Regions from separate parts of the Homo sapiens genome. Here region 1 is linked to region 2. Evidence: read pairs that join two places in POLR2A ChIA-PET (ENCODE). Cell type or tissue: PC-3. All regions are shown on one strand. Each heading gives the region's core, and the rest is flanking DNA. Links, peaks and the distances in the headings are about the cores only. Region 1 has its middle 56 kb from the start of LINC01204. Region 2 has its middle 32 kb from the start of LINC01186.

Region 1 (15,788 bases), core at 3,647-11,646, 910 kb before region 2:
ACATGGTATTACTCCTGCCACTTTTCATGTCAAAGCAAGTAACAGGACCAGCCCAGGTTCAAGGGGAGAGGAAATGGACTCCATCTCTTGATGGAAGGAGCAACATGTACATACAGGGAAAGGGACTTGTTGGCAGCCATCAACAGAACTACCTTTCACAATTATACATATATATTCCTGGGCCAGGCGCAGTGGCTCATGCCTGTAATCCCAGCACTTGGGGAGGCTGAGGTGGGCGGATCACGAGGTCAGGAGATCGAGACCATCCTGGCTAACACGGTGAAAGCCCATCTCTACTAAAAAATACAAAAAAATTAGCCGGGTGTGGTGGCGGGCGCCTGTAGTCCCAGCTACTCGGGAGGCTGAGGCAGGAGAATGGCGGGAAGTTGGGAGGCGGAATTTGCAGTGAGCCAAGATCGCGCCACTGCCCTCCAGCCTGGGCGACAGAGCAAGACTCCATCTAAAAAAAAAAAAAAAATTATATATATATTCCTCATATACATATGTATTTTATTTTTTATACTATGATTTCAACATTATTTTTATTTATGATTGGCACATAATAATTGTACATATTTGTGGGATACAATGTGATATTTTGATACATGTATACATTGTTTAATGATCAAATCAGGGTAATTAGCACATCCATCACCTTAAATATTTGTCATTTCTTTGTGATGAGAACATTCAAATACTTCTTTTCTAGCTATCTTGAAATATACAATACATTATTGTTAACTATAGTCAGCCTACTATGCAATAGAACACCAAAACATATTCCACCTATATAATTGTAGCTTTGTACCCATTCACCAAACTCTCCTTATCTACCCCAGGCCCCTACCCTCCCCATCATCCGGTAACCACTACTGTACTTTCTACTTCTATGTGAACAACTTTTTAAATTTCACATATGAGTGATCTTATGTGGTATTTGTCTTTCTATGCCTGGTTTATTTCACTTAATGTCCACCAGGTTTATAAATGTTGCCACAAATGACAAGATTTTATTCCTTATTATGGCTGAATAGTATTCCACTGTGTAAATATACCACATTTTCTTTATCCTTTCATCTGTTGATGGACATTGAGGTTGATTCCATTATCTTGGCTATTGTGAATAAGGCTGCAATTAACATAGGGGTGAAAATATCTCTTCAGTATACTGATGGCATTTCCATTGAATTATGCAGAGTAAAAATATATCCAGCAATGAGATTGCCAGATTATATAATAATTCAGTTTTTGTTAACTTTTATTTTAGGTTCAGGAGTATGTGCAGGCTTGTTATACAGGTAAATTGCACGTTACGGGGGTTAGGTGTATAGATTATTTCATCACTCAGATAATAAGCGTAGTATTCAGTAGGTAGCTTTTCAATCCTCACCCTCCTCCCACCGTCCACTCTCAAGCAGGCCCCAGTATCTATTCTCTTCTTTGTGTCCATATGTACTCAATGTTTAGCTTCCACTTATAAGTGAGAACATGTGGTATTTGGTTTTCTGTTCTTGTGTTAGTTTGCTTAGGAAAATGGCCTCCAGCTCCATTCATGTTGCTGCAAAGGACATGATCTTGTTCTTTTTTGTGCCTGCATGGTCTTCCATGGTGTATATGTATCCAATTTTCATAATCAAGTCTACTATTGGTGGGCATTTAGGTTGATTCCATGTCTTTGCTAGTGTGAATATTGCTTCAATAAACATACAAATGCAGATGTCTTTACAGTAGAATGAATTAAACTGCAAAGCTTCTGCACAGCAAAAGAAACTATCAACAGAGTAGACAACCCACAGGATGGGAAAAAATATTTGCAAACTATGCATATGACAAAGATCTAATATCCAGAATCTATAAGGAACTTAAACAATTAACAAGCAAAAAAACAACCCCATTAAAAAGTGGGCAAAGGACACAAACAGACACTTTTCATAAGAAGACATACATATGGCCAACAAGCATATGAAAAAATGCTCAACATCACTAATCATTTAAGAAATGCAAATGGAAACCACAATGAGATGCCATCTCACACCAGTCCAAATAGTTATTACCAAAAAATCAAACAATAACAGATGCTGGCAATGTTGTGGAGAAAAGGGAACACTTATACACTGCAGGTGGGAATGTAAATTAGTTCAGCCACTGCGGAAAGCAGTTTGGAGATTTCTCAAAGAACTTAAAACAGAACTACCTTCTTGCTCCCTCTTAGGAGAAAATTCTTAAGTTTGTGTGCTTTCTCTTGATCCCACAAAGGTCAGGTGCTGACAGCCTCCTGTTTTTTTTTTTCCTTAGAGTGGTGCCCTGAAATGCTCAAGTTCATGCGCCTTCCTCCAGTCCCACGGAGTCAGGCCAGCTAACCATTCATGCTCTTGAGCTATCCACAGAGGCTGACATTTGCCTTCTGTGGGAGTGTGCATAGGGAGCCAGTCATGGGTTGCAGGAGGTGAGAAATATAGAGCACTGGAGGTGCCTATGGGTCAATTGGTGGGGAGGTCATCAGGCAGGGAGTCTTCAGCACCTCATGGGCAGGCTTCCTGATGAAGTCTGTGAAGTGGTTGGTAGGATCTGTGGCCCTTTGTTGACATCAGGTGACATCAGGCCCTAATTTCTGTGAGTCTCTGCCTCTATTCCCTGTTCTCAGCCTCTCCCAACCACTCAGCTATGCCGATCACGTCAGTATTCTATGTCAGACAAGAAAAAATGTTGCCCTCTTGGGCAGCATCCTGAATGCCTGTGGAAGCTGAGCACTCACTATGTTCTCACAGTCCAAAGGAATTGTGGACCTGGGGGATCTGTCTGGGCACTGAGGTATGCTGCCTTGAGGGAGAGGTGATGGAAGTAAAGTGAAACTCTTCTTTTTAACCATCTTCAATGCATGTACTTTCAAATTTTTTGCTCCAATGTTGTGCCGGAACTTCTCCAGTATACAACTGGACTCTCATAAAGGTGCTGTCATCCATGAGTGGTTATCAACCCTTGTCTATGCTTCTGTGGAAAGATAATAATAAAAACGTCTAGTCTGCCATCTTGCTAATGTGATTCCTATCTAATACATCTATAGTGCTAAATATAAAGAAACATATTGACCCATGTAATAGCACCACACAAAAACTCTGTGGGGTGGGCAGTATTATTATCCCCTTTTTATAGATGAGGAAACTGAGGCTCAGAGAAGCCCAAGGTCTCATAGCAAGTGAGCCAGCTGGGGTTCAGATTTGAATCCAGGCACTCTGGCTCCCGATGCTGGGTGTGTTTTTAACCATTTTGTTATACTGTTACAGAATAAATGTGCACACAGTTTGTGATCCATAGTTACTGTTATAGGTAGGAAGAGAAATTGAAAAATATGAATAATTAAATAAATGTTAGACAAGTGAAGTAAAAAGTAGCTATAGAAGTTACAAAATGTTTTTCTGTCCTTGTGGTTGTGCACCTCTGGGTCAAGTGAAGCAAATATAATACCTCTTCTTTCTCCAGAAGAGTCACATGATCATGGCTTACTTTCCATTATAAACTATGTGTACTTTAGAACAAACACATTGCCACTGAGTAAAAATTACAGTGTTACTTTAAAAAAGTGAATTATTTCAGAAGTTATACCCACCAAACAAGCTATTTTTAAACAATTAATTTCACAAGAGTACCAGAAGCCTAAATATACTTTCAAAACAGCCTTCAGACACCAAGCAAATTTATACAAGGCACAGTTTGACAAATCTAACTCTAGCTTTCCATTGTTAGCCTCAAAGCCAAGTCAATATGAATGCTGGGTGGTAGAAAGCTCAGAGGGCCGCTGCATGTTTGAGCTCTTGCTGGGGCTCTGGATTCTGACCTCTGAACACTGTGACAAAGTGGAGCCCCACTCTGAAGGGAATGGGCAGCAAAGACATCTGAATTTCCTTCCCTCCACGTGCTGTGCTATCGCCTAATTTTTATCTATCTCTTAGGAGCCAACGACAAATGATTCAGGTGAATCCCAAGTTGTCTCTTTAGGGTTCTTAGAAAATGAGAGGTTTTTATGTCTGAGTACACAGTGAGAGAAAATGTAACTGATGTTCATTTTATTTATTTTTATATTTTAAGGGCTTCTAAGCCTAAAGACTTTAAGCATGCTGACCTGCCTGGAGAGCCCTGACCTATGCACAGCCTTACTTGCAAAATCCTGTGCTGATGATCCAAAGGCATTTCAGATCATAATTCTGGGGTCACCACCACTTGCGGTTATCATAAATACTTTTGAAGCAAGTGAAGAATAGGAAAGATTAAAAAATCTTTAAGGTATAAATTCTACTGAAGCAAGAAGAGATTGCATCTCATCTGAAGAAAGTCCTATAAACTTCAACCACTTAAAACTATATGACAGATACAAAAACAATCTCAAAAAAGGAAGTAGTTCTGTGTGTGACTCAGAGAATAAAAGATTACAGCATTTAGTCATAAGATACTTTGACAGGCGGTTGTTTCAGTGAAAGCACACTGAGTCTTACAGCTTGGACCAGTCATCCATTTAATTAGTGTCACTGTTTCCTACTCTTGCCAATACTCTGTCAAGCACTGAAGATATAGTGAACAAGACACCAGCTCTTCCTTCTTGGAGTTTATAGCTATTGTGGGGACAGGCAGGTAAACAGGCAACTTTAATTCCCACACTTGGGTTGAATGCATTATGGTACAGTACCACACAGGATGCCAGATGCATCTAGAGTATTCACCTGAAAGATAGAGTAGGAGAAAAAGTAGGGGAAGGTGGAGGTGCAGGTGGTGGTAGTGAAAGCGAAAAGCATTCCAGGCAGAAGCAGAAGCAACAGGCAGTTGAGAAAGAGCTTTGTGGATTAAAGCAACTGCTAGTAAGTTCAGTTTGGCTAAAATCTATAGTTGCAGAGGGGGTACTAGGTAAAGATGAGATTGAAGAAATGATCAGGGGTTAGATTCTGAAGGTTTTTTTAAAACTAGTTGAGGAGATCCACTCTATTCCTAAGGCAGTGTGGAGTCTGGATAGGTATGCCATTGATCTGGTCAGGTTTTATCCTACCCATTTCAGGAGTAGCTGGCAGGACTGGCTTCATGGGCATGTGAGCAGTATAGTTACACAGGACCCTATGCTTAGAAGAGCCCTGATCTGGGAGCTTAATGCTACCTGGTCACCATCTTCAAATTCTTAATAATTGTATTTTGGAATTTGTGTTTTGTAAATGATGTCTGAATGGACAACGGGGAATATGCAAGAAGCTTGGAGCCTCAACTCAAGGAAGGTCTTGCCTCCTGCCCCCAACCTGAGACAGCTTCTCAGCCATATGCTCCCCTGCCCCTGATACCCCATGTCGCACCTTACCTGAGCCCCAACAGCTGATACTCTTTGTCCCTGTCAAGGGCATGGGTATGAGTGTGGGGAAAGCAGGGTTGTGTGCTTTCACTCTGTGGAATCCCTGGATGGGCATGGCAGTGGCTGTCCCTGCCCTCAGCCCCAACAGCTGATACTCTTTGTCCCTGACAAGGGCATGGGTATGAGTGTGGGGAAGGCAGGGTTGTGTGCTTTCACTCTGTGGAATCCCTGGATGGGCATGGCAATGGCTGTCCCTGCCCTTAGACTGGTAGTACCATGTCATATCTGGTAGGCAATTGTGTGTCTTAGTGAGGGCAATCCCCTTGCCCACCCCTGATCTATGTACTGACTGTGTCCTGGCATGGAGGTTTAAAGATCTGTAGAGGTCATCCATCTGTTGTGGATTGGGGCAGCAGACCATGGGAAGAATACTTGCTGGAATTCCCCAGGCTCCACTTCTCTGTTGGAGTGTTGGTTAAGCAGCTTGGGGGAGGAGGAACCTGTTGACTATCAGGCCCAAGTGAGTATACCCCATGTAGCAGGCAGAGGCCCCAGGTGTCTGGGAGAGTCTGCACTTTTCCTATGAGTGTCCCATGTTGAGACTGCTGTCAACTTGCTCTGTCTTGAGGGATCCTCTTTTTCTCCTTGCAACTTCCTGAACCTGGTTTGTGTCTGTCTCTTCGGGCCAACTCAAAGCACCTTCCACAAAATACAAACTGTGAAGTTTTGTGATTCTGCATATGGGTTAAATACTCTAATATTTGCAATTCAAACTGATATTACACAATATAAAGAGGAATGGTAAAATTTATGCTAGTAACTTAAAACCTTTCATTTTTCTTTAATCAGAATGATAGTAAATTACAAATAAAAAAACACTGTGACAAGTCAAGAGAGATGGGTAAGAAAGGAAAAGGCCTCTGTATACTTTTACTGACACTATTTTCCTTCTTTTAAAACAAGAGGCCCCACATTTTCATTTTGCACTGAGCTAGCAAATTATGCAGGCAGTACTGGTAGCTGGAAAACACAAATAGACCTATAATAAGTCAGATGGGGAGATGCTAAAATCTGATATCATCTATAGTTCAGGATGACTAATGATTCTAAAGCAGTGATTCTCAAACTTCATCCTCCACTAAAATCACCTAAAAGGCTTAATAGAATACAAATGACAAGGTCCCCAACCTTAGAGTTTCTGATTTGGTAGTTCTGAATGTGACTTCACAGATTTAACTAGTTCCCAGGTGATGCTGATGCTTCTGGTCTTATGAACACTTATCTAATACTATGCGTGATGGTTTGCACCTGCATAGGAAGAGCCAGTGCAGGCTTAGATGTAGAGAGATGGTAGTGAAGAATCAAGGAGAGCTCCTTCCTTGAGTGAAGATTGACAGAGATAGAGGGGGACATAGAGGGGAGAAAGGCACAGAAGATGAACACTATCCACTTTACAATTTTGGCCAGGCTCAGGACCAACCTACTGCTTAACTCTAGGGCCATTTCAACCACCCCTCCCCCAATGGAGCAAAGAGAGAAGCCACTGGGGGTGTATAGTTCTATGCTTTACCTGTCCAGATGTAACAGATGTCTAAGATCATGGTTGGGAAGGTAGGTGTGAATGTATACAGTTTTAGAAGAGAGGAAGTCCAGATATCTCTGTTTGCAGAATACAAGATTCTGTATTTAGAAAACCCCATCGTCTCAGCCCAAAAACTTCTGGAACTGATAAGTAACTTCAGCAAATTCTCAGGATACAAAATCAATGTGCAAAAATCACAAACATTTCTTCACACCACCAATAGGCAAGCAGTGAGCTAAATCATGAATGAACTCCCATTCACAATTGCTACAAAGAGAATAAAATACCTAGGAATACAGCTAACAAGGGATGTGAAGGATCTCTTCAAGGAGAACTACAGGCTGTAGCTCATGCCTGTAAATCCCAGCGCTTTGGGAGGCCGAGGCGGGGGGATCACTTGAGGTCAGGAGTTTGAAACCAGCTAGGCCAACATGGTGAAACCCCGTCTCTACTAAAAATACAAAAATTAGTCAGGCGTGGTGGTGCATGTCTGTAATCCCAGCTACTCAGGAAGCTGAGGCAGGAGAATTGCTTGAACCCAGGGGACGCAGGTTGCAGTGAGCCGAGATCACGCCACTGCACTCCAGCCTGGGAGACAGAGTGAGACACCATCTCAAAAAAAAAAAAAAAAGTTTGTAATTTCTAAGATAACCACTAAAATATTGATACTAATTGGTATAAGCACAAAACCAATAGAGGCGATAATGTGAAATAATGCAATATTTAAATAATAATAAAATAGTGTGGTAATTGCACAGGGCTAAACCAATGAATTTGTAGACAGCCTAAAGAATACAGAAAGAGATCTCAACATACACTCAAATGTCTTTTCAAAATCAATCTTCTGAAATGGTATCATAGGGAGATTAAATACATTATATATGTACATACTTTTCTTAGTTGAAGATAATTAATGGCCTATCCTCTTTACCTTGATTTCTCTGGTCTTCAATTTTTTATCTTGTGATGTGGTTTCTCAAATCTCTTATCATCCCATTTCTTCTTCTGGGCATACTCCATTTCGTCCACATCTTTAAGGGACGCTTTCCAGAAGGGAGCACAACACTTCAGGGATGGTCTGATTGTCCTGAAATGGGATGGAATTGTGATAACTTAGGGTTTGTCAGCTAATTTTAGAAGATTCTCCCTATCTGTGTACACTGAGCTTAGAGATCATGGAAACCTATGTCATTCCACACTTGATCCTATTCATCCTCTATCCTCATTCTAGAAGTTAGTCTTATGAACCCAAATTCAAGAACTCTACACAGTTTTTATTACCTTTTCTCCCACTGGATCTGTGCCATAATTTTAGCCTGAATTACTCTTGTGCCCAGAATCTGTCATTCCATACATTTGCTAAACCCAACCTACCACATTCTTTGAATTTAATAAGCATGCCTTTCAAGAGTTCATTCCAGAAACATGGGACAGGATAGGCTCAAAAGTTCAGAGCATGTAGATTCTCTGACAATGAGAATCGTATATTGCAAAGAGTCAGCTAAAGAGAGTCCTTGAAGTCCAGTATAGGTAAAACAAGTCCTCATCTGCCAAGGTTGCTTGGGTTTCATCCAGCTGGTGATTCATTGAAATAGAGTGGTAAACAAAACAAAGACACCTAGGAGGGAAGAGGCAGCTAAGGTTTTTCTTTGTGGAAATGCCATTGAGTCCATTCTTGACCTCATCAAGTAATCCACCTCCTCAGTTCTCCTACTCCCTGAATACAAGAAGCCATCTTAAAGGCAGTTTTACAAGCCTTTAAAAAAGGAAACATTTTCCCTCTCACTCTTTTTTACCTCTGGAAAATTCCTGCTCACTTTTCAAGTACCAATTCAAATATCACTTTCTCTCTGTTGTGTCCTTGACTCTCTACCCTCATCCTCTATTTCCACTACAAGGATAAATAATAGTTTGCTCATAGTTGCACACAAACAATAGTTTGTTCCTCTAACATTATATTCATTCTGATATATTGCAGTCAATGATTTATGCGTATGATTCACTAGTTTGAGTACTTCTCAAGAGCAGAATTTGGGTCTAACTTGTCTTTGTTTCCTCAGTAGCTTGCATAGGGCTTGGCCCATAAGAGGTGCTCAGTAAATGTTTATTAAATGAAAAAAATACCTTTTGTGCACCTTTCAAATGAAAGTCTAGTCTAAAGTGGTTTAGACATCTATTACTATACAAATAAGGTAATGTGTCTCCAATACACACAGTTGGCTGCTATTTATGCAGGATTAGCTGCTATAGAAGTTTTATCCATGACACCATTGGGCACAGAACTAGAAAAATTGAGTTGATTATTTCCTTCAGAAAGAATTGCTGTTAAGGAAATGCTCAGAGTTTGAACATTACATCCACAAAGTTGCTCTGCCATCCTGATTTTATTGGATCAATCGATCAATTTGTCAGAAAGTAGCTCTGGTGTATCCAGGTGCTCTGTGAAGTAAACATGAAATATCCCTGAAAGTATGCTACTCCATACCCTTCTGTACGAAGTCATAACATTCTGAAAATTTTTTTACTAATTAACTAAATTTATACTATTTTTCAAGTAAATGTTATGCAGCATCCTGTTTGAAACTTTTGTAGAGCCTGGTGTATGATTTTCAATTGAGAATAAATGTATATGTAGTAAAATCTTAATAAAGTGGATCCTGTTTAACTATAACAACAAATTAAATTTAGGTAAAAAAGACAAATGAGAAGAAAAAACTAAGATCAGGGGATTTATTTAAGAAAATAATTTTTAAAAATTTATTTCTTGCAGGAAGTCAGATTAGACTAGAAAGTGCTTTGTAATATTTAAAATTAAGACAACAAAAGCAAATCAAGATCTAATTTTCAGGTAATCATGGTTCTTTACAGTGAACTAAAAACATACTACTATGGTTTCTCACCCATGCCACAGTTTTTTAAAAGTGTTTTGAGTGATCAACACTTACTTTTAAAAGCTTGGTGATTTGTCTGTTTCCTCTTTTTGTGTCTTTCACACTCATCTCCAGGGTCCCTGAAAGCCTTCTTCCCTGCCACACCATTCCCAGCTCCATTTTGCACCTCCTAGAACCAATCTTGCATCTAGAGTACATTTAGAAAGCCCAGTGTGCAAATTCTGCTTTCCCTATGTACTTGGCTTTGATACCTGGCCTCTTGCCTAATTGCCATCTCCTTTAGCTCAAGTTGTGAAGCTAAGGTCCCTGTGTTGGTTCTTGCAAAGGAATCTTGCTCAACTCCTCTTGTAGTCAGAACTCAAGACCCTCCTTGCTTTCTATAGTCCTGTTGAAACCTGATCCCTTAATCTTACCTTGTTGTTGGACCTAGACACTGAATGCTTCTTGCCTACCTTGTCTTCCTATTAACTGACAAGAGTCCCACGATGTTTCCTGTACTCGTTTAGCCAAATGTCTTTCTGCTGCCTGCTTCTGAGTATTTATAGGTACTCTAAGCACCAGTAAGTTATATGAGAAAGAGGAATCTGTACCTCAGTTTTTGGAGGCAATTATTTTAGATGTTATTCTTAACTAAAGTTATGCATTAGAATCATCTGGGGAGCTTTTGGAAACACAAATAAACTGGCCTTAACCCATGCTTAAGTTTAAATGTTTTTTGAGATAATTCTCATATTACCTATAGATAGAATTATAGAAGGCTATAAACGCCTTTAGGAGCTCATTCTTTGTCCTTTATTCATTTGCCTGCCTCCCTTCCTTCCTTCCTTCTTTCCTTCCTTCTCTTCCTTCTTTTCTTCTTTCCTATCTTCAACTGCTATATGTACAGTGCCTGACATGTAACAGGCACTCAGAAACTGGCTGCTCACTGATTGATCATCAGGGAGATGGCAGCTGAGTAGATGGATCAAGAATTCTGAATTTACTAAAATGTGGCCCATCTTGATAGAAATGTGACTCCATTTTCTATAACAGCAGTTCTCAAGCTATTTGGTATTAGGACCCCTTTATATTGATAAAAATTGGACTTCAAAGAGCTTTTGTTTATGTGGACTATATCTATTGATATTTTTCATATTAGAAATTAAAATCGAGAAAATCTTAAAGCACAAGAATACACAGAAATGCATTCCATTAGCCATCAGAGTGATTATGTCATCGCTCATCATGTAGCCTCCAGAAAATGCCATTGTACACACATGAGAAAATAAGAGGGAAAAAGGAACATAACATCTTAGTTTTGAAAATAGTTTTTACCTCATCAGTCCCCTGAAAGGGTCTCAGGGACCCCTGGGATTCCCAGATTACCCTCTGTGAATTCCTGCTCTATAAAGACAAAAACTGATGGAAGAAATAATCCTTGGAAGAAGGGTGGAAAGTAAAAAGAATGGATATGTGTTCCAAAAGCAGGCAAAGCATAGAAATCACATCTAGGAATAAGCCCAAAGGCAGCCTGTGGGTAATATAAGATTGTATGAAAGTATAGGCAGAAATTTAAAGTAATTCTATTTGATAGCAAATATTTATAAATCATACCCGAGCATTTGTCCTTGTCTTGTGTATCACTTGTGTTTAAGCAGAAATTCATGTTGATATAACAGGTGATGTTTTAAATAAAATAATTTTATGGAGAAAGCATAGAGAGTTGGGTATGCCTTCAAAACCCTTCTCTTCTCTGCGATGCATAAAAAATAGCTTAAGCAGGTATAGGTAGAGTCTCTGGACCCATACCTACCTTTCCCTAGTTTAGACCGGTAATTTTCAAACGTGAGCGAACATGAGAATTACCAGGAACATTTGTTCAAATGCAGAGGTTATGATTCAGAATATCTGCAGTGGGGCCCTCTATTCTACGTGTTTCTGAGCATATGGGAAGACATTTTGAGAAATGGTGCCTTGTACTAGACAAAGAAAAACTTTATCTGGTGGTGTTACCTGGATGGCTACAGGGAGGTATAATTTGCCTCATGGACTTTTGCCTTGCACACCACTACTTAATTTAGGAAGAAAATAATCACATTCTTTGATCACAGAGTTTGGATTGTGGCTTGAAAATACTGGTTTCATCAAGTAAAATGAAATTCTTTCTTTGGGACATTCTTTGTGTTGAGTACTTCCAGCCAGTATTGAGCTGACATGAGGGAACCAAAACATCGGGACATTTGGTTTTCCTGTCGAGGTGGGAACAGACAGTGTATGACAGCACATGCTGTTTATTCTACAAGAGAAAGAAGGGAGGAGGGGCTGTTTATTGGCGCCAAGTAACTGAATGCTGAAGAAGGCTGGCATTTGTGTTAGAAGGGTTGAGACCGCTTTAAACATTGCAATTATATTTGAGTCCAGTTCACCTTATTGTGAAAGATGGCAGTAAACCCAACTCATTCCCTTTTACTCACAGCTCCAGAACAAATGCCCCCAGATTTTACTGCCCACCAAAACAGACAGAGGAGGCGATTATGTAGTTCTGGTGGGTGAAGAGTTGCCTAGCAGTTTGTTCTTTACTGATGAGGTGGGAGGCTTTCTTGCTAGTCACCTTGGGATGTGGCAGACTTCCTCTGTTGACACCCACAGGCTAGGAACATTTTCATGAAAAAGAACATGATTTTGCATCTGATTCTTTTGAAGGAAGATTAGCAGATAGGAGGATTTTTTTTAATTGCTAGTTTTTCAAGTTGGAGCTCAGCAGGCCAGGATGTCTGAGGTCTCATCTGTGACACTGGCCATTGTTTGTGAATGACAGTGGGACATTGTATGTGAAGGCAGCAGGAGTTAACACAAAAGCAGCCTTGGAGGCTGGGGAGCAGTGGAAAGGACAGATAGAAGAAGCAGGGAGGTACTGGGGAGAGGAGGGAAGCGGAGGAGAAGGCAGGGGAGGGAGCCCAAGGACATCTGTTCTCACTATGGTGCTCATAACACTCAGAAACTATTGTCCAGCAGATTGTAAATTTCAAAAGCACAGAGCATTTTTATCTACAATCTCTTTGAATAAGAGTGAATTACCTATTGAAAAGCAGAAAAAACAATGTTCGCTCTTTTGATAATGAAGATTGCAGGTCATATCCCACAGAGAGACTGTAGAGCACAGCTTGGGTTTTCTGTTTATTGCTCTATCAAGGCTTAGCAGGCATGATTTTTCTCATAACCCCCTTTCCAACTCATTCTGTGAACATGCCACATCAGTGGGGACCAGAGTCTCTATTTCTTCCCCAATTATAAATGATAACAGTAAAAGTTTTCTTTGATGGATAACTTTTTTCTGGAAATGCCAAGAACCAGTTTATGGGTAGCATTAGAATGGGTCTACTGGGATGCTCTTCTGTGGTTGTAAAAATGGGAGGATGACCTGGTGATACAGTTTGGCTGTGCTTCCACCCAAATGTCATCTTGAATTGTAGTCCCCATAATCCCCACATGTTGTGGGAGGGACCTCATGGCAAGTAATTAGATTATGAGGGTGGTTCCCCCATGCTGTTCTCATGGTAGTGAGTTCTCATGAGATATGACAGTTTTATAAGGGGCTTTTCCCTGCTTTGCTTGGCACTCATTCTCTCTCCTGCTGCCCTGTGAAGAGGTGCCTTCTGCCATGATTGTAAGGTTCCTGAGGCCTCCCTAGCCATCCAGAACTGTGAGTCAATTAAACCTCTTTCCTTAATAAATTACCCAGTCTCAGGTATGTCTTCATAGCAGCGTGAGAACAGACTAATACAGTAAATTGGTACCACAGAGAGTGAGGTGCTGCTGTAAGGATACCTGAAAAAGTGGAAGCGACTTCTGAACTGGGTAACAGGCAGAGCTTGGAACAGTTTGGAGGGTTCAGAGGAAGATAGGAAAATCTGGGAAAGTTTGAAATGTCCTAGAGACTTGTTGAATGCCTTTGACCAAAATGCTGATAGTGATATGGACAATGAAGTTCATGCTGAGATGATTTCAGATGGAGATGAAGAACTTGTTGGGAACTGGAGTAAAGGTCACTTTTGCTATGCAAAGAGACTGGCAGCATTTTGCCCCTGCTGTAGAGATCTGTGGAACTTTGAACTTGAGAGAGATTATTTAGGGTATCTGGCAGAAAAAATTTCTAAGTGGCAAAGTGTTCAAGAGGAAGCAGAACGTAAAAGTTTGGAAAATTTGCAGCCTGATGATGCAGTAGAAAAGAAAAACCCATTTTCTGGGGAGAAATTCAGGCTTACTGCGGAAATTTGCATAAGTAATGAGGAGCCAAATGTTAATCACCAAGACAATGGAGAAAATGTCAGAGACCTTCATGGCAGCCCCTCCCATCACAGACCTGAGGCCTAGGAGGGAAAAATGGTTTCGTGGGTTGGGCCCAGAGTCCCCCTGCTCTACGCAGCCTCAGGACATGGTGCCCTGCGTCCCAGCTGCTTCAGCTCCAGCCATGGCTAAAAGGGGAGAAGGTACAGATTAGGCCATTGCTTCAGAGGGTGCAAGCCCCAAGCCTTGGCAGCTTATGTGTGGTGTTGGGCCTGTGGGTGCACAGAAGCCAAGAACTGAGGGTTGGAAACCTCCACCTCGATTTCAGAGGAATATGGAAACACCTTTATGTCCAGGTAGAAGTTTTGCTGCAGTTTCTACATTTTAGCATATATTCATTCACTTTATTTAGTTTCCCAAATTTATTTAAATATGAAAACTTTTTTTAGAGGGACACTTAAAAATAGTGTAGCTTCCAACAAAGATTAGAGTTTATCTAAATATCTCTATTGTAGAGAAGAGTTCAGAGGAAAAATCAAGGAATAACCCTGGAAATTTTTTATTTGGCACAATTTTGATGGAATGAGAAGGGCTGACGAGGCAATAGTGAGAAAATAACTGTCAATTGAATTTGCAGATGGTCCTAAAAGAGAAGTGCTTTCAAATGCCAATGAATAGTCATTCATATGATAGTTTTGTCAAGATTTTTAAATCAACAATTTATCAATCAGACAAGAAGCATTTGCAAAGTGAGCACATGTTCAAAATAGTTCTAGATATTCTGTGTGCTGCCTATCCCCATTTGTGCCTTCAGACCCACCCTCTACCCTTCTGTGCTCTGATCACTCTCTCAAGAGATTGACCTGGGTATACCATATCAATGGTCTTCCTCATGCTCTGACTTCCAGTTAGACTTGTCCAATGGGAAGCACCAAGAGGAGATTAGAATGGTGACTTCTGTTAGCTATTCCCCCAGCTCTCCCACTGCAGGCTTATTAAGGCTGGGTGTATTACCCTACTGAAGGTCACAGGCCTCACCACATAATTTTCTCTCTAAGTCCAAGTTCTGATAAGCACACTATCCCTTCACTCCCTCAGGCCCAGGGGTGATAATAACACCTCTCTGTAACCTGCCCTTGGTCATGTAGTAACCCTTGTGGGAGATCCCTTAACAATGACCTCATCTTGGTTAAAACAAAGAAAAAAAGTTCCTTTATTAAAATTTCCTTAAATTACCTCAATTGCAGTATTTCATCAATTTCTGCCAGAGCTCTAACCAATATACTCTGAGAAATTAAATAAAACAAAACAAAACAACAGTGTAAAAGACATTGTCCCCACGTTTAGGGAACTTATGAGCTCATTGAAGAAGGTCATGATGTATAATGATCACAGGAGGAATAAATATTAGCACATACGACACCCACTACACCAGAAGAGAGATACTACAGAGCATTGGGTTTTACTTTCTTTTTTCTTTTTTGACAGCTTTATTGAGGTATAATTTAAAATGTACAATTTGACAAGTTCTGACATATGTATTTACCAGTGACACCATCAAAAACATCAAGATAATGAACATATCTATCACTTTCAAAAGTTTTTTTTATTTTAATTTTTAATTTTTAATTTTTTTCAATTTTAATTTTTATTTTAGATTCAAGGGGTACATGTACAGGTTTATTAAATGGGTATATTGTATGATGCTGAGGTTTCGGCTTCC
Region 2 (15,788 bases), core at 3,867-11,866:
TGGCCACTCACATTGGTGAGTGTGATTTTCTTTACCATGTTTACTGATTCAAAGGTTAATTTATTCCAGAAACACTCTTACAGACATACTCAAAAATAATGTTTTACCACCTATCTGGGCATCCCTTAGACCACTCAAGTTGACATATAAAATTAACTGTCACAAGTTCATCTTTGTCAACTTGGCACCCATAGGCATCTCCTTAAACCATACTTAATCTCCAAGAGAAGACAATAACAAGGTCATAATTCCACCTAACATGATATAACTATTCTATATACAACTGAAAATGCACTAATCCCTTCCCCAGAAGAGGAAAGTCCTTGAGTGATGTTTACTCTTCTCCTGATATCCCATAACTTAAATACTATGATATAAAGTTAACAATACTTAAATACTGATATAAAGTCAATACATATTATGTTATATGATAAGAGATAAGATGAAAGAAAGCAAAGATATTTGCTACACACAGACACACGAGTATATTCACAACAAAATAAGGTGGAAATACTCATGATAATTACAGTCTTCTTTTCTGGTCATGTGGATTGTAGTTGGCATTTATAACTACCTTCATCCACTACCTATTCCATATTCTCTTTGCATTCAGTAAGCACCTCAACTGGTTGTGGTTCTTTAGCTGGTGGAGTGACCCAAATCTTTATTCCTAAAGAGTCTTGGCTATTAATAGTCCTGCCTGGATTGAGTTGTTACAGTTTTCCATTGACCTTAATCACAGGGAATGATAAAACTAGAGACATCCTAAGGGGTCCCTGTATTCCCAACATACTCTTTCTTACCTCCATGGTGGAGTAGTAGTTCAATTCCCTCTTGGTAGTCTGGATTAATCACCCCAGACAACACTATAACTCTCTTCTTGGCCTTGACTCAGGGGCATGAGAGCCCAAAGTGGCTGGGTGACAGTCTTAACTTCCAGTTCAATGGAATTATTGTTATGACTCCTGGTGAAAGCATTCCTCCCTCTGCAACTAAGATCGCTAGCCAGCAGAGCATAAAATCACAGGAACGGGAAGCAAAAGTTTTACTAGTGGGTCACTAGGGGCAATAGTGAGTGGAGCCACTCCCATTTCCATCCCTTGATTCTTGGATCCATGAATCTTGGCTATCAGATAAACAGCACCATATATTGGACATTTATTCAGAGAATATACAACCTTCTGAAGAACCTTGCCCCCAGCCCTGCAAGGTATTACTACCTAGCTGATGCTGTAACTGAGTCTTCAAAAGGCCTTTCCACTGTACTATCAAGTCAGCTGCTTCAGGATTGTGGAGAACATGATAAGACTAATGAATTCCATGAATCTGGCCCATTGCCACACTTCTTTTGCTATGAAGTGAGTTCCTTGATCAGGAGCAACACTGTACGGAATACCATGACAATGGATAAGGCATTCTATAAGTCCATGGATGGTAGTTTTTAGCAGAAGCATTGCATGCAGGAAGGGAAAATCTGTATTTAGAATAAGTGTCTATTTCAGTAAGGACAAAATGCCGCTACTCCCATGATGGAAGCAATCCAATGTAATCAACCTGCTACCAGATAGCTGGCTGGTCACTCCAGGGAATGGTCCTATATTGGGGGCTCAGTGTTGGTCTCTGCTGCTGACAGATTGGGCACTCAGTGGTGGCCATAGTCAGGTTGGCCTTGGTCAATTCTGAGCCCATGCATAAACTCCATCTCTGGAGCCTGGCCACTTACTTCATTAGCCCATCGAGCAGTGACAAGGGTGGCTAGGGAAAGAGGCTGACTGGTCTCCACAGAATGGTCATCCTAGCCACTTGATTATTGAAATCTTCCTCTGCTGAGGTAAACCTTTGGTGAGCACTCACATGAGATGCAAATACCTTCACATTCTTTGCCCATTCGAAGTAGTCTATCTACAGACCTCTTCCCCAAATATATTTGTCACCAATTTTCCAATTATATTCTTTCCAAGTCCCTGACTATCCAGCCAAATCATGGGCTACAGCCCATGAATTGGTATATAATTGCATATCTGGCCGTTTCTCTTTCTGAGCGAAGTGCATAGCCAGGTGTGCTGCTCAAAGTTTTGCCAACTGAAAGGATTTCCCTTCACCACTGTCTTTCAGGGATGTCCCAGAGAGGGGCTGTAGTGCTGCAGGTGTTGAAAACCTATACATAAATGTTCATATAAGCTTTATTAATAATAATCACAATGGGTGAATAGTTTAAAAACTGTGTTACATCTATACCAATGGAATGCCACTTAACAATGAAAAGTAAAAAACTATTCATACAGCAGCAACTTGGATGGATCTCAAGGGAACTAAGCTGACTAAAAAAGAAACATTATAGAAATAGAGAACAGATTAGTAGTTACCAGGGGTCAAGGATGAGGGCTGCAGGGAAGAAGAAGGGAGCATGATGTGGTTACAAAAGGGCGACCTGATGGATCCCTGTGGTGATACAACTATTCTGTATCTTAATGGTATTAATGTCAGTATTACAGTTGTGATATTGTACTATGGGTTTGTGTTAGTCAGCTCAGGATGCTAAAACAAAATACCATAGTCTGAATGGCTTCAGCAACAGATGTTTATTTCTCACAGTTATGGAGGCTGGGAAGTATAAGATTATGGTGCCAACATATTCAGTTAATGCAGAGGGCTCTTGTCCTGACTTGCAGATTGTCACCTTCTTGCTGTATTCTCACATGGTGAAGAAAGAAAAAACTGGTCTCTCTTTCCCTTTGTATAAGAACACTAATTTAATCACGAAGTCCCCACCCTCATGACCTCATCTAAATCAAATTACCTCCAAAATGCCCCACCTCCAAATACCATCCCACTGGGGGTTAGAAATTCAACTTATGAGTTTTGGGGGTACACAAACATTCAGTCTCTAAGAAGGTTTTTAAAAATTATTTTAGTAAAATACAAAACATGAAGGTTAGCATTGTGACCATTTTTTAAGTGCACAATTCAGTGGCATTAAGTATATTCACAATGATGTGTAGCCATCACTACTATCTCTCTTTTTTTTTTTTTTTTTTTTTTTTTTGAGACGGAGTTTCGATCTTGTTGCCCAGGCTGGAATGCAATGGCGCGATCTTGGCTCACCGCAACCTCCACCTGCCAGGTTCAAGCAATTCTCCTGCCTCAGCCTCCTGAGTAGCTGGGATTACAGGCATGTGCCATCATGCCCGGCTAATTTTGTATTTTTAGTAGAGACAGGGTTTCTCCATGTTGGTCAGGCGGGTCTCCAACTCCCCACCTCAGGTGATCCACCCACCTCGGCCTCCCAAAGTGCTGGGATTACAGGCATGAGCCATCACACTCGGCTGACCACTATCTATTTCTAAAACTTTTCCATCATGCAGAAAAATCCCCCTAAACCATTAGGTAACAATCCCCATTGCTCCTTCCACTCACTACTGATAACCTTATTCTACTCTCTGTCTCTATGGTTTTCTTATTTGTAGCATACTTTTGCAAAATGTTATCATTGGATGAAACTGGGCAAAGAATACACAGAATCTCTCCATATTATTTCTTAAAACTGCAAGTGACTCTGGAATTATCTTAAAATTAAAAAAGTTATTTATGTTTTCTTATATTATTTATGCGGTTATTTTTATTATTATTACAAGCATATCTTGGAGATAGTGCAGGTTCAGTTCCAGACCACTGCAATAAAGTGACTATAACAATAAAGTGAGTCACACAAATTTTTTTGTCTCCCAGTGCACATAAAAGTTACGTTTACAGTGGCTGGGCATGGTGGCTATAATCCCACACTTTGGGAAGTGAGAGGATCACTTCAGCCCAGCAGTTCAAGACCAGCCTGGACGACATAATGAGACACTATCTCTATTTTTTTAAAAAAAGCTATATTTATGTTATCATATAGTCTATTAAGTGTGCAATAGCATTATGTCTAAAAAGGCAATGTACATATCTTAATTTAAACATACTTTATTTCTAAAAACTGCTTACAATTATCTGAGCCCTCAGTGAGTTGTAATCTTTTTGCGGGTGGAGGGTCTTGATTCCTTGTTGATGGCTGCTGGCTAATCAAGGTGGTGGTTGCTGAAGGGTGAGGTAGCTGTGGCAATTTCTTAAAATAAACAACAATGAAATTTGCTGCATTGATTGACTCTTCCTTTCATGAAAGCCTTCTCTACAGAATGCAATGCTGTTTGATAGCATATTAGACACAGTAGACCTTCTTTTAAAAATTAAAGTCAATCCTCTGAAACCCGGCCCCTTTGTCAAATAGTTTCCAGCATATTCTAAATCCTTTGTTGCCATTTCAACAATATTCACTGCATATTCAGCAGAAGTAGATTCTGGCTCAAGAAACCACCTTCTTTGCTCATCCATAAGAAGCGACTTCTCATCCATTCAGGTTTTATCATGAGATGGCAGCAATTCAGTCACATCTTCAGGCTCTATTTTTTATGAAAATTTTTGTGGGTACATAGTAGGTGTATATATTTATGGGGTATATGGGATGTTTTGATACAGGTATACAATGTGTGATAATCACATCAGGGCAAATGGGGTATCCATCACCTCTGGCATTTATCCTTTGTGTTACAAATAATCCAGTTACACTCCTTTAGTTATTTTTAATTTTAAATGTACAATTCAATTATTATTGACTATAGTCACCCTGTTCTGCTATCAAATACTAGATCTTTTCATGTTTTCGAACTATTTTTTGGTACCAATTAACCATTCCCATTTCTTCCCCCACTCTATCCCCTCCACTACCCCTCCCAGCCTCTGGTAACCATCCTTCTACTCTCTAACTGCATGAGTTCAATTGTTTTAATTCTTGCCTCCCACAAGTACGTGAGAACATGAAAAGTTTGTCTTTCTGTGCCTAGCTTATTTCACTTGATGACTCCCAGTTCCATCCATGTTGTTGCAGATGGCAGGATCTCATTCTTTTTCATAGCTGAATAGTATTCCCTTATGTATATGTACCACATATTTTTAACCATTTGTCTGTTGACAAAAACTTGAGTTACTTCCAAATCTTGGATATTGTGAACAGTGCTGCAATAAACATGGAAATGCAGCTATCTCTTCAATATACTGATTTCCTTTCTTTTGGGTATATACCCAGCAGTGAGATTGCTGGACTATATGGTAGCTCTGCTTTCAGTTTTTTGAGGAACCTCCAAACTGTTCTCCATAGTGGTCATACTAGTTTACATTCCCACCAACACTGTATGAGGGCTCCCTTTTCTCGACATCCTTGCCAGCATTTGTTATTGCCTGTCTTTTGGATACAAGCCATTTTAACTAGGGTGTGATGATATCTCACTATGGGTTTGATTTACATTTCTCTGATGATCAGTGATGCTGAGCACCTTTTCATATATCTGTTTGCAATTTGCATATCTTTTCAGAAATGTCTATTCAGATCTTTTACCCATTTTGAATTGGATTATTAGATTTTTTCCTATAGAGTTGTTTGAGCTCCTTATATATTCTGGTTGTTAATCCTTTGTCAAGTGGATAGTTTGCAAATATTTTTTTCCCATTCTGTGGGTTGTCTCTTCACTTTGTTGATTGTTTCCTTTGTGGTGCAGAAGTTTTTAATTTGATGTGATCCCCTTTGTCCATTTTTACTTTGGTTGCCTGTGCTTCTGGGGTATTACTTAAGAAATCTTTGCCTACTGCAATGTCCTGGAGATTTTCCCTAAGGTTTCTTAGAGTAGTTTCATAGTTTGAGGTCTTAGATTTAAGTCTTTAACCCACTTCTATTTGATTTTTGTGTATGGCGAGAGATAGGGATCTAGTTTCATTGTTCTGCATATGGATATCCAATTTTACCAGCACCATTTATTGAAGAGACTGTCTTTCCCCCAATGTATGTTCTTGGCACCTTTGTTGAAAATCAGTTCACTGTAAATATATGAATTTGTTTCTGGGTTCTCTATCCTGTTCCATTGGTCTATGTGTCTGTTTTTACGCAAGCACTATGCTGTTTTGATTATCTCTGTAGTATAGTTTGAAGTCAGTTAATGTGATTCTTCCAGTGTTGCTCTTTTTGTTCAGAATAGCTTTGGCTATTCTGGGTCTTTTGTGGTTCTATATAAATTTTAGGATTTTTTTTTATTTCTATGAAGAACTTCATTGGTATTTTGATAGGGATTGCACTGAATCTGCAGATTGCTTTGGGTAGTATGGACATTTTAACAATATTGATTCTTCCAATCTATGAACATGAAATATCTTTCCATTTTTTTGGTGTTCTATTCAGTGTCTTTCATCAGTATTATATAGTTTTTATTATGGAGATCTTTCACTTCTTTGGTTAATTCCTAGATATTTAATTATACTTGTGGCTGTTGTAAATGGGATTTTAAAAAATTAATTTTTCACATTGTTCACTGTTGGCATATAGAAATGGTATAGTTTTTTTTGTTTTTTTGTTTTTTTGTTTTTTTGTTTTTTTGAGATGGGGTCTTGCTCTGTCACCAGGCTGGAGTGTGGTGGCATGATCTTAGCTCACTGCAACCTCTGCCTCCTTGGATCAAGCGATCCTCCCACCTCAGCCTCCTCAGTAGCTGGGACTACAGGCATGTGCCACCACACCTAGCTAATTTTTGTATTTTTTGGTAGAGATGGGTTTTCACCATGTTGCCCACACAGGTCTGGAACTCCTGAGCTCAAGTGATCCACCTGCCTTGGCCTTCCAAAGTGCTGGGATTACAGATGTGACCCACCGCGCCCAGTCAGATTTTTGTATGTTGATTTTGTATCCTGAAACTTTACTGAATTTATCAGTTCTAATAGTTTTTTTTTTTTTTTTTTTGTGGAGTCTTTAGGTTTTTCCAAATCTATCATATCATCTGCAAACAAGGATAATATGACTTCTTCCTTTCCAATTCAGATGTCCTTTATTTCTTTCTCTTGTCTGATTGCTCTAGCTAGGACTTCCAGTATTATGTTGGATAACAGTGGTGAAAGTGAGCATTCTTCTCATGTTCCAAATCTTAAAGGAAGGGCTTTCAGTTTTTCCCTGTTTCTTTGTTGATTTTCTGTCTAGATGATCTGTCCAATGCTGAAAGAGGAGTGTTGAAGTCTCCAGCTATTATTGTATTGCGATCTTTCTCTGTCTTTAGTTCTAATAATATTTGCTTTACATATCTAGGTGCTCTGGTCTTGGGTGCATATATATATTTAGAATTGTTATATCCCCTTGCTGAATTGACCCCTTTATCATTATATAATGACCTTCTGTGTTGCTTTCAATAGTTTTTGTCTTGAAATCTATTTTGTCTTATAGAACCACATCTATTCCTCCTCTTTTTTGGTTTTCATTTGGATGGAATATCTTTTTCTATTCCTTTATTTTCAGCCTGTGCGTGTGTTTATAGGTGAAGTTTGTTTCTTGCAGGTAATAAATCAATGGATCTTGCTTGCTTAATCCATTCAGCTACTTTGTCTTTTGATTAGAGAGTTTAGTCCATTTACATGTGTTATATGTAAAAATGTTTATTTAGAAATAGAATGCTTGTTCCCCAGTGCCACAAAGAAATAGCACTTGAACATAAATTTAATTCTCTCAGCAAGGCCATTTTAACTTTCTGCAGAAAGGGTACACTTGCCAGCAGTTTTGCCATGAGAGTACACTGAACAAAGAAGACAGGGTCATTTATAACCTGATGCGTCCACCCTACTGCTGTGTCCAGTTTCCATTGGCTGGAATGGGACCTCACATTCTGTATTTGTCCCGATTGGCTAGCAACTTAGAACTTTCCAAAAGAGGCAAAGGCAGAGGAGAACAAAGGAAGGAGGAAGTAACTTGTGCAATGCTGAGAAAGGTAAAAACACCTCCAAATAAGGAAGATGAACAGGCTATGACCTAATGCTTGCTTGGACCAGTATAAGCACACCAGGGTAAATATTTAGGCTAAATTGTGGGAGCTAAGAATACAAAGTACATTGATTTCTTTATTACAGCTAGCAGATATTTCAGAATGTTAGCACAGATATTTAAGAATGTTAGCACAGGACTTTGAATAAATTTTGCTTCTAAGAGAAGTTACTATTTATTCCTAAGTAGACAGGGAGGAAAGTCTCTGAAGAGGAACCTCTACTTTACTTTTTACACATGCAACATTATTATGGACAAGTAAAGACTTACTCTTGCCATTTTTAAATTTGTTTTCTAGTTGTTTTGTGGTCTTCTATCCCTTCTTTCTTTCCTTCTTGTCTTCCTTTTAGTGAAGCTGATTTTCTCTGATGATATAATTTAATTTCTTCCTTTGTATTTTTTGTGTATCTGTTGTATATTTCTAGAGTTGAGGTTATCATGAGTCTTGCAAACAATATCTTATAACCCATTATTTGAAGCTGATGGCAACATAACACTGATTGCATAAACAAACAAACAAACAAGCAAAAAGAAACCTAATAAAAACTTTATATTTTAACATTTTCTCCCCACATTTTACCTTTTTGTTGTTTCTGTTTATATCTCATTGTACTGTCTATGTCTTGAAATGTTGTTGTAGTTATTACCTTTTTTTTTTTTTTGAGATGGAGTCTTGCATTTTTGCCTGGGCTGGAGTGCAGTGGTGCGATCTTGGCTCACTGCAACCTCTGCCTCCCAGGTTCAAGCAATTCTCCTGCCTCAGCCTCCCAAGTAGCTAGGATTACAGGCGCCCGCCACCATGCCCAGCTAATTTTTAGTAGAGACAGGATTTCACCATATTGACCAGGCTGGTCTCGAACTCCTGACCTCATGATTCCCCTGCCTCAGCCTCCCAAAGTGCTGGGATTACAGGCATGAGCCACCGCACCCAGCCAGTTATTATCTTTGATCAGCTCATTTTTTCCATCTTTCAACTAATGATGTGAGTAGTTTACACACCACAATTATAGTGTTATAATGTTCTGTGTACTTACTTTTACAAATGAGTTTTGTACCTTCAGATGATTTCTTATTGCTCATTAAGGTCCTTTTCTTTCAGATTGAAGAGCTCCCTTTAGTTTTTCTTGTAGGACAGGTCTGGTGTTGAGGAAATCCCTCAGCTTTTGTTTGTCTGGAAGGTCTTTATTTTTCCTTCATGTTTGAAGGATATTTTCTTTTCTTTCTTTCTTTCTTTTTTCTTTTTTTTTTTTGAGACAGAGTCTCACCCTATCCCCTAGGCTGGAGTGGAGCGATCTGCAACCTCCACCTCCCGGGTTCAAGCAATTCTCCTGCCTCAGCCTCCCAAGTAGCTGGGATTACAAGTGCCTGCCACCATGCCCAGCTAATTTTTGTATTTTTAGTAGAGATGGGTTTTTGCCATGTTGGCCAGGCTGGTCTCGAACCCCTGACCTCAGGTGATCCACCACCTCGGCCTCCCAAAGTGCTGGGATTACAGGTGAGAGCCACCATGCCCAGCCCTGAAGGATATTTTCACCAGATATACTATTCTAGGGTAAAGGTTCAGCACTTTAAATATGTCATGCCACTCTCTCCTGGCCTGTAAGGTTTCCACTGGAAGGTCTGCTGCCAAATGTATTGGAGCTCTATTATATGTTTTTATTTTTGTTTTTGTTTTGAGACAGAGTCCGGCTTTGTCACCCAGGCTGGAGTGCAGTGGCGCTATCTCGGCTCACAGCAACCTCCCCTTCCTGGGCTCAAGCCATCCTCTGACCTCAGCCTCCCAAGTAGCTGGGACTACAAGCGCATGCCACCACGACCAGCAATTTTTGTATTTTTTGTAGAGATGGGGTTTCACTATGTTGCCCAGGCTGGTCTCAAACTCCTGACCTCAAGTGATCCGCCCACCTAGGCCTCTCAATAATAATTTCTTTTTTTTGTTTTTGAGACGGAGTTTTGCTCTTGTTGCCCAGGCTGGAGTGCAATGGCGTGATCTCGGCTCATCGTAACCTCTGCCTCCCAGGTTCAAGCAATTCTCCTGCCTCAGTCTCCCAAGTAGCTGGGATTACAGGCATCTGCCACCACACCCAGCTAATTTTTGTATTTTTAGTAGAGATGGGGTGTCATCACATTGGCCAGGCTGGTCTTGAACTTCTGACCTCAGGTGATCTGCCTTCCTCAGCCTCCCAAAGTGCTGGGATTACAGGCATGAACCACCTCGCCAGGCCCCAATAATAATTTGTATTGATCTATCTTCAAGTGCACTGGCTCTTCACTCTGTCATCTCTATTCTGCTGTTGTGCCTACCCAGTGATTTGCTGTAAACAGATGTGTTGTCATCCAGGCTTTGTTGTTCCATTTGTAGAGCACAGGCAGAGTAGATTTAGCATAATTCTTAGTGGTCCTAGGATTTTCAGAATGGTAAATGAGCATTGGCTTCAACTTAAATTCACCAGCTGCATTAGCCCCTAACAAGAGAGCCAGGCTGTGTTTTGAAGCTTTGAAGCCAGGCATTTATTTCTTTCTAGCTATGAAAATTTTAGGCTGGCATGGTGGCTCATGCCTGTAATCCCAGCACTTTGGGAGGTCGAGGCTGGCAGACCACCTGAGGTCGGGAGATCAAGACCATCCTGGCTAACACGGTGAAAGCCTGTCTCTACTAAAAATACAAAAATTTAGCCGGGTATGGTGGCACATCCCTGTAATCCCAGCTACTTGGGAGGCTGAGGCAGGAGAATCGCTTGAACCTGGGAGACGGAGATTGCGGTGTGTCAAGATCGTGCCATTGCACTCCAGCCTGGACAACAAGAGCAAAACTCCATCTCAAAAGGAAAAAAAGAAAAAAGAAAAGAAAAGAAAAGGAAATTTAGATAACACCTTCTGCCAATAGAAGGCTGTTTTGTCTACATTGAATATCTGTTGTTATCGTAGCCTCCTTCATCAATGATCTTAGCTAGATCTTCTGGATAACTTGCTGTAGCTTCTTCTCCATCAGCATTTGCTGCTTCACCTTGCACTTTTATGTCATGGAGATGGCTTATTTTCTTAAATCTCATGACCCAATCTCTGCCAGCTTCAAGCTTTTCTTCTGCAGCTTCCTCGCATCTCTCTCAGCCTTCATAGAATTGAAGACAGTTAGAGCTTTGCTCTGGATTAGGCTTTGGCTTAGGGGAGTGTTGTGGCTGGTTTGATCTTCTTATCCAGACCACCTAAACTTTCTCCATATCACCAATAAGGCTACTTTTCTTTCTTGTCATTCATGTGTTGACTATAGAAGCAGCTTTAATTTCCTTCCAGAACTTTCCCTTTGTATTCATAACTTGGCTAACTAGTGCAAGAAGCCTAACTTTTGGCCTAAGTTTTCAATCTGCCTGTCTCAATAAGCTTAATTTTTGTTAAAAAAAAAAAAATTGTGAAAAACACAATATCTGCAAAGCGCAACACAGTAAAATCCAGTAAAACAAGTTATGCCTGTAGATAGTGAGTACTGTTTTTCTAAAAGATGTTTAAATTGCTGCATTAACATTTTAAATGTAATCAGCTTATTTATTTATTTATTATTGAGACAGAGTCTCACTCTGTCGTCCAGGCTGGAGTACAGTGGTACAATCTCAGCTCACTGCAACCTCTGCCACCCAGGTTCAAGCAATTCTCCTGTCTCAGCATCCCAAGTAGCTGGGACTACAGGCATCTGCCACCACGCCTGTCTAATTTTTGTATTTTTAGTAGAGATGGGGTTTCACCATATTGGTCAGGCTGGTCTCGAACTCCTGACCTCAAGTGATCCACCCGCCTTGGCTTCCCAAAGTGCTGGGATTACAGGCGTGAGCCACCACGCCCAGCCTTAAGTGTAATCAGCTTCTGATTTAAAGTAAGAGACTTGTGACTCTCTCACTTGAACACTTACTTAGAGGCCATGGTGGGGTTATTAGTTGGCCTAATTTCAATATTGTATCTCAGGAAATAGGGAGGCTCTAGGACAGGGCTAAGGATAGGGAAATGGACAATCAATGGAACAGTCAGAATACATACATTTATCCATTAAGTGTGCTGCGTTACATGGCCGGGGTTTGTGGCACCCAAAAACAATTACAATAGTAATATCAAAGATCACTAATCACAGATCAGCATAACAGATATAATCATAATGAAAAAGCTTGAAATATTGCTAGAAATACCAAAATGGGACATAGAGATATAAAGTAAGCACATGCTATTGGAAAAATAGTACTGATAGACTTGCTTGAAGAAAGGTTGCTACAAACATTCAAGTTGTAAAAAACACAATATTTGCAAAGCACAACAAAGCAAAGTGCAGTTAAACAAGGTATGCCTGCAGATACTGAGTATTCAGTTTTTCTAAAAGATGTTTAAATTGCTCCATTAACATTTTAAGTTTAATCTTTCAAACTGCGCTATCCAATAATGGTAGCCACTAGCTACATGTAGCTTTTTGAATTCCCATCAACTAAAATTAAATAAAATTTAAAATTCAGTTATTTAGTCACACTAGTCACCTTACAAGTGCTCAGTAGCCACATGTGGTTACTGGCTATTAAATTGGGCGGTGCAGATGTAGAACATTTCCATAATTGCAGAAAGTTCTATTGAAAAGTGCTGTTCCAGCCCGCCGTGGTGGCTCCCACCTGTAATCCCAGCACTTTGGGAGGCTGAGGCGGGTGGATCACGAGATCAGGAGTTCAAGACCAGCCTGGCCAAGATGGTGAAACCCCCCGTCTCTACTAAAAATACAAAAATTAGCCAGGTGTGGTGGCAGGCACCTGTAATCCCAGTGACTCGGGAGGCTAAGTCAGAGAATTGCTTGAACCCAGGAGGCAGAGGGTGCAGTGAGCCAAGATCATGCCACTGCACTCCAGCCTGGGCGACAGAGCAAGACTCTGTCTCAAAAAAAAAAGAAGAAGAAGAAAATAAAAGTGCTGTTCCAGAATCTGGAACTGAATGCAAAATTTCTAAAGCACCAAAAGGAAAAAAGAAAACAAAAGTAACCTAATAAATGCAGGAAATAACATGAAAGGAAAAGAAAAAAATAATAAGGTATTATAGTAAATAGAAAAAGCAAAATAAGATGCTAAAGAAAAGTCCAAATGTATCAGAAATTATAATAAAAGTGAAGAGCTTAAATTTCTCTAACAGAAAGAAGCAGGGGCTCTTTTGTATCTTAAAGGGCAAAATGTCAGAAATATCAACAATAAATGAATGACCAAAGATATATCATAAAAATTTTAGGCCAGGCGTGGTGGCTCATGCCTGTAATCCCAGCAGTTTGGGAGGCTGAGGTGGGCTGATCACGAGGTCAGGAGTTCAAGACCAGCCTGGCCAACACAGTGAAACCCTGTCTTTACTAAAAGTATAAAAATTAGCCGGTTGTCACGGCACACGCCTGTAGTCCCAGCTACTCAGGAGGCTGACGCAGGACAATCGCTTGAACCTGGGAGTGAGCCGAGATTGCGCCATTGTACTCTAGCCTGGGCGATGGAGTGAGACTCTGTCTCAAAAAAAAAAAAAAAAAAAAACTTAATCAAAACCTAAGCAATAGCATTATTTATCAGAGAAAATTAGAGTTAAAAATTAGACATAGAACCATATTTTAGATTGATAAAAATAAAGTGTGCAAAGAAGGTATATGTCTTGAATCTGTATGCAGAGATTTAAAAAATAACTTTTTTTTATACGGAGTCTCACTCTGTCGCCCAGGCTGGAGTGCAATGGTGCGGTGTCGGCTCACTGCAACCTCCACCTCCCTAGTTCAATCAATTCCCCTGCCTCAGCCTCCCGAGTAGCTGGGATTACAGGCACCCGCCACTGGGTCTGGCTAATTTTTTTGTATTTTTAGTAGAGATGGGGTTTCACCATGTTGGCCAGACTGGTCTCGAACTCCTGACCTCAGGCAATCCGCCCGCCTCGGCCTCCCAAAGTGCTGGGATTACAGGTGTGAGCCACCATGCTCGGCCTAAAAAAATAACTTTTTAAGAGTACTGAATACTGAACTACATAAAGTAAAAACTGACTAAGGGAAAAAGTTGGCAAAAGCAGAAATCTAAAGCTTTACTATGATCTTATTTTGACCTTCAGGGCCTTGGACTACCTCTCCCTCACCATGGATCCTATAGCTCTCTGTCTCACTCTGCCATTTCACAAGCACACTCTAACTTCAGCCTTTGCACATTCTATTTCCTCTGCTTAGAACATATTTCCTCCAAATAATCACATGCCCTGCCCCCTCCTTTCATTTAGGTCTCTGCTCTAGTGCAGGACACCTGAGAGCAGGTTTAAGGTTCTGCATAAACAGATGAGGTAAGAGCATTTACATGGGATTTTTATTGGTATTTGACATAATTGGCTCTAGGATCCCTTTCTGGAACCCTGAGTCCCAGCTATCTGTGGTGGATTCCCCATCTGTCTTGCCCATCTGCTCAAGTGTTACCCTATCAGAAAGGCCTGCTCCCACACCCTACCTAAAAGAGCACCCATCCCCCATGCCCATCATCCTGATCATTCTCTGTCCCTTTATTTGCTCTGTTTTTCTTCTTACTACTTCTTACCACCTGAAGCATTTGTTAAATAAAGATTATAGGAAGTTATTGGTTTGGATTAAGCTCCTGTACTAGGCCCCAATAGATCAGACTAGAAAGCAAATGGAGTCGCTCATGCTAAAGTTTCACATCGCCAAATCCAAACTAATTTATCATCTGAATTTCTGAGAAATTAGGAGAGAGCCAATTTCCCAAACAGGCCAGTTTAAATCTTCAGTTGGCATGATAATGAAGTTCTCTCTGTTTTAAATCCTTTCACAAAAGAAGTAGCCTGAAGTAACCTGTCATTAACTAATCTATTATCTTTCTATTGTTCTGTCTCCCTGTCCCCCTCTCACAAGAAAAGTAGCTTTGAACCCCTTAGTATACTTTGTTCTTTGTTTCTGCTTTCTCCAGCCCTTCTCTGTCTATAAAGCCAGTCTCTTCTGCTCAGCTCATGGGAACACTTAATTCTATTTTATGGAATAAAGTTTTGCCTGATTCTAGAATTCCAATAAAGCCAGTTGAGATCTTTAAACTAAATTTGTTATAATTTTGTGTGTTGACACATGCATTATAGATATTTTTATTTATTTACTTATTGTCTGTCTCCTCCAATCACAAGGTAAGTTTCATGAAAGCACAATCTTTGTTTCACTCATTGTTAAATCCCAGCACCTAAAACAGGGCCTGGTACATGGTAGGTCCTTGACAAATATTTGTTGTATAACGAGTGAATTCCAGTGAGTAATGTACACCCTCGCTCATGTATTAACAGATTCAGTGACCTAAGATACATTAGAATATGGAAGAACTGAACCCAATTACAAATTTGTCTTGACAAACCTATATAGAATATTGAATCCAACAAATAGAATTCCTGACCTCAAGTGATCTGCCCTCAAGTGCTTCATTCAATTAATGAAGCAGTTACTAAAACAGACCATGCATTATGGCTCAAAGAAAATCTCAATAAATCACAAAAGGCCAATATTATAAAGGCCCACTATTTCGCAACATGCAGTAACATTATACATTAACAACAAAAGAATATCCAAAAAAAAAGCTATGTGCTTAGAAATTATAAATAATTTTTTGAAACTCTTCTAAGTAACTCAAAGAGGAAATAAAAACTGAGATTATGAAATATTTGTGAATGAAGACCAAAGAAAACATTATATGTCAAAATGTGTAAGATGCACGTCTCCACTCTCCCTTTCCTTTGTGCCCAGAGAAAAATCCTAATTGTGAATTTGGTAAAATGCCTTCCAGCTGTCACTGGAAAGGGGGCCTGGATCCAGGCTCCAAGAGAAGGTTCTAGGATTTTGCACAAGAAAGAATTTAGCCGGGAGCAGTGGCTCATGCCTGTAATCCCA

Evidence for each region. Peaks named below come from ENCODE experiments on the same cell type or tissue, not always from the same donor. Only the 100,000 strongest peaks of a DNase experiment are listed, where the experiment ranks them.
Region 1: POLR2A ChIA-PET joins it to region 2 with 5 read pairs; 2 of 35 experiments call an interaction of 5 or more read pairs at or near these places.

Annotation. Positions count from the first base shown.
Region 1 is chrX:45,441,776-45,457,563 of GRCh38, forward strand. No RefSeq gene overlaps it. Among named protein-coding and RNA genes, the nearest start is that of LINC01204, 56 kb to the right of the region's middle. In PC-3, for the core only: no CTCF peak of the experiment used is centred there; DNase peaks (open chromatin) are centred at 4,506 and 8,386; H3K27ac peaks cover 6,392 bases.
Region 2 is chrX:46,352,264-46,368,051 of GRCh38, forward strand. No RefSeq gene overlaps it. Among named protein-coding and RNA genes, the nearest start is that of LINC01186, 32 kb to the left of the region's middle. In PC-3, for the core only: no CTCF peak of the experiment used is centred there; no DNase peak of the experiment used is centred there.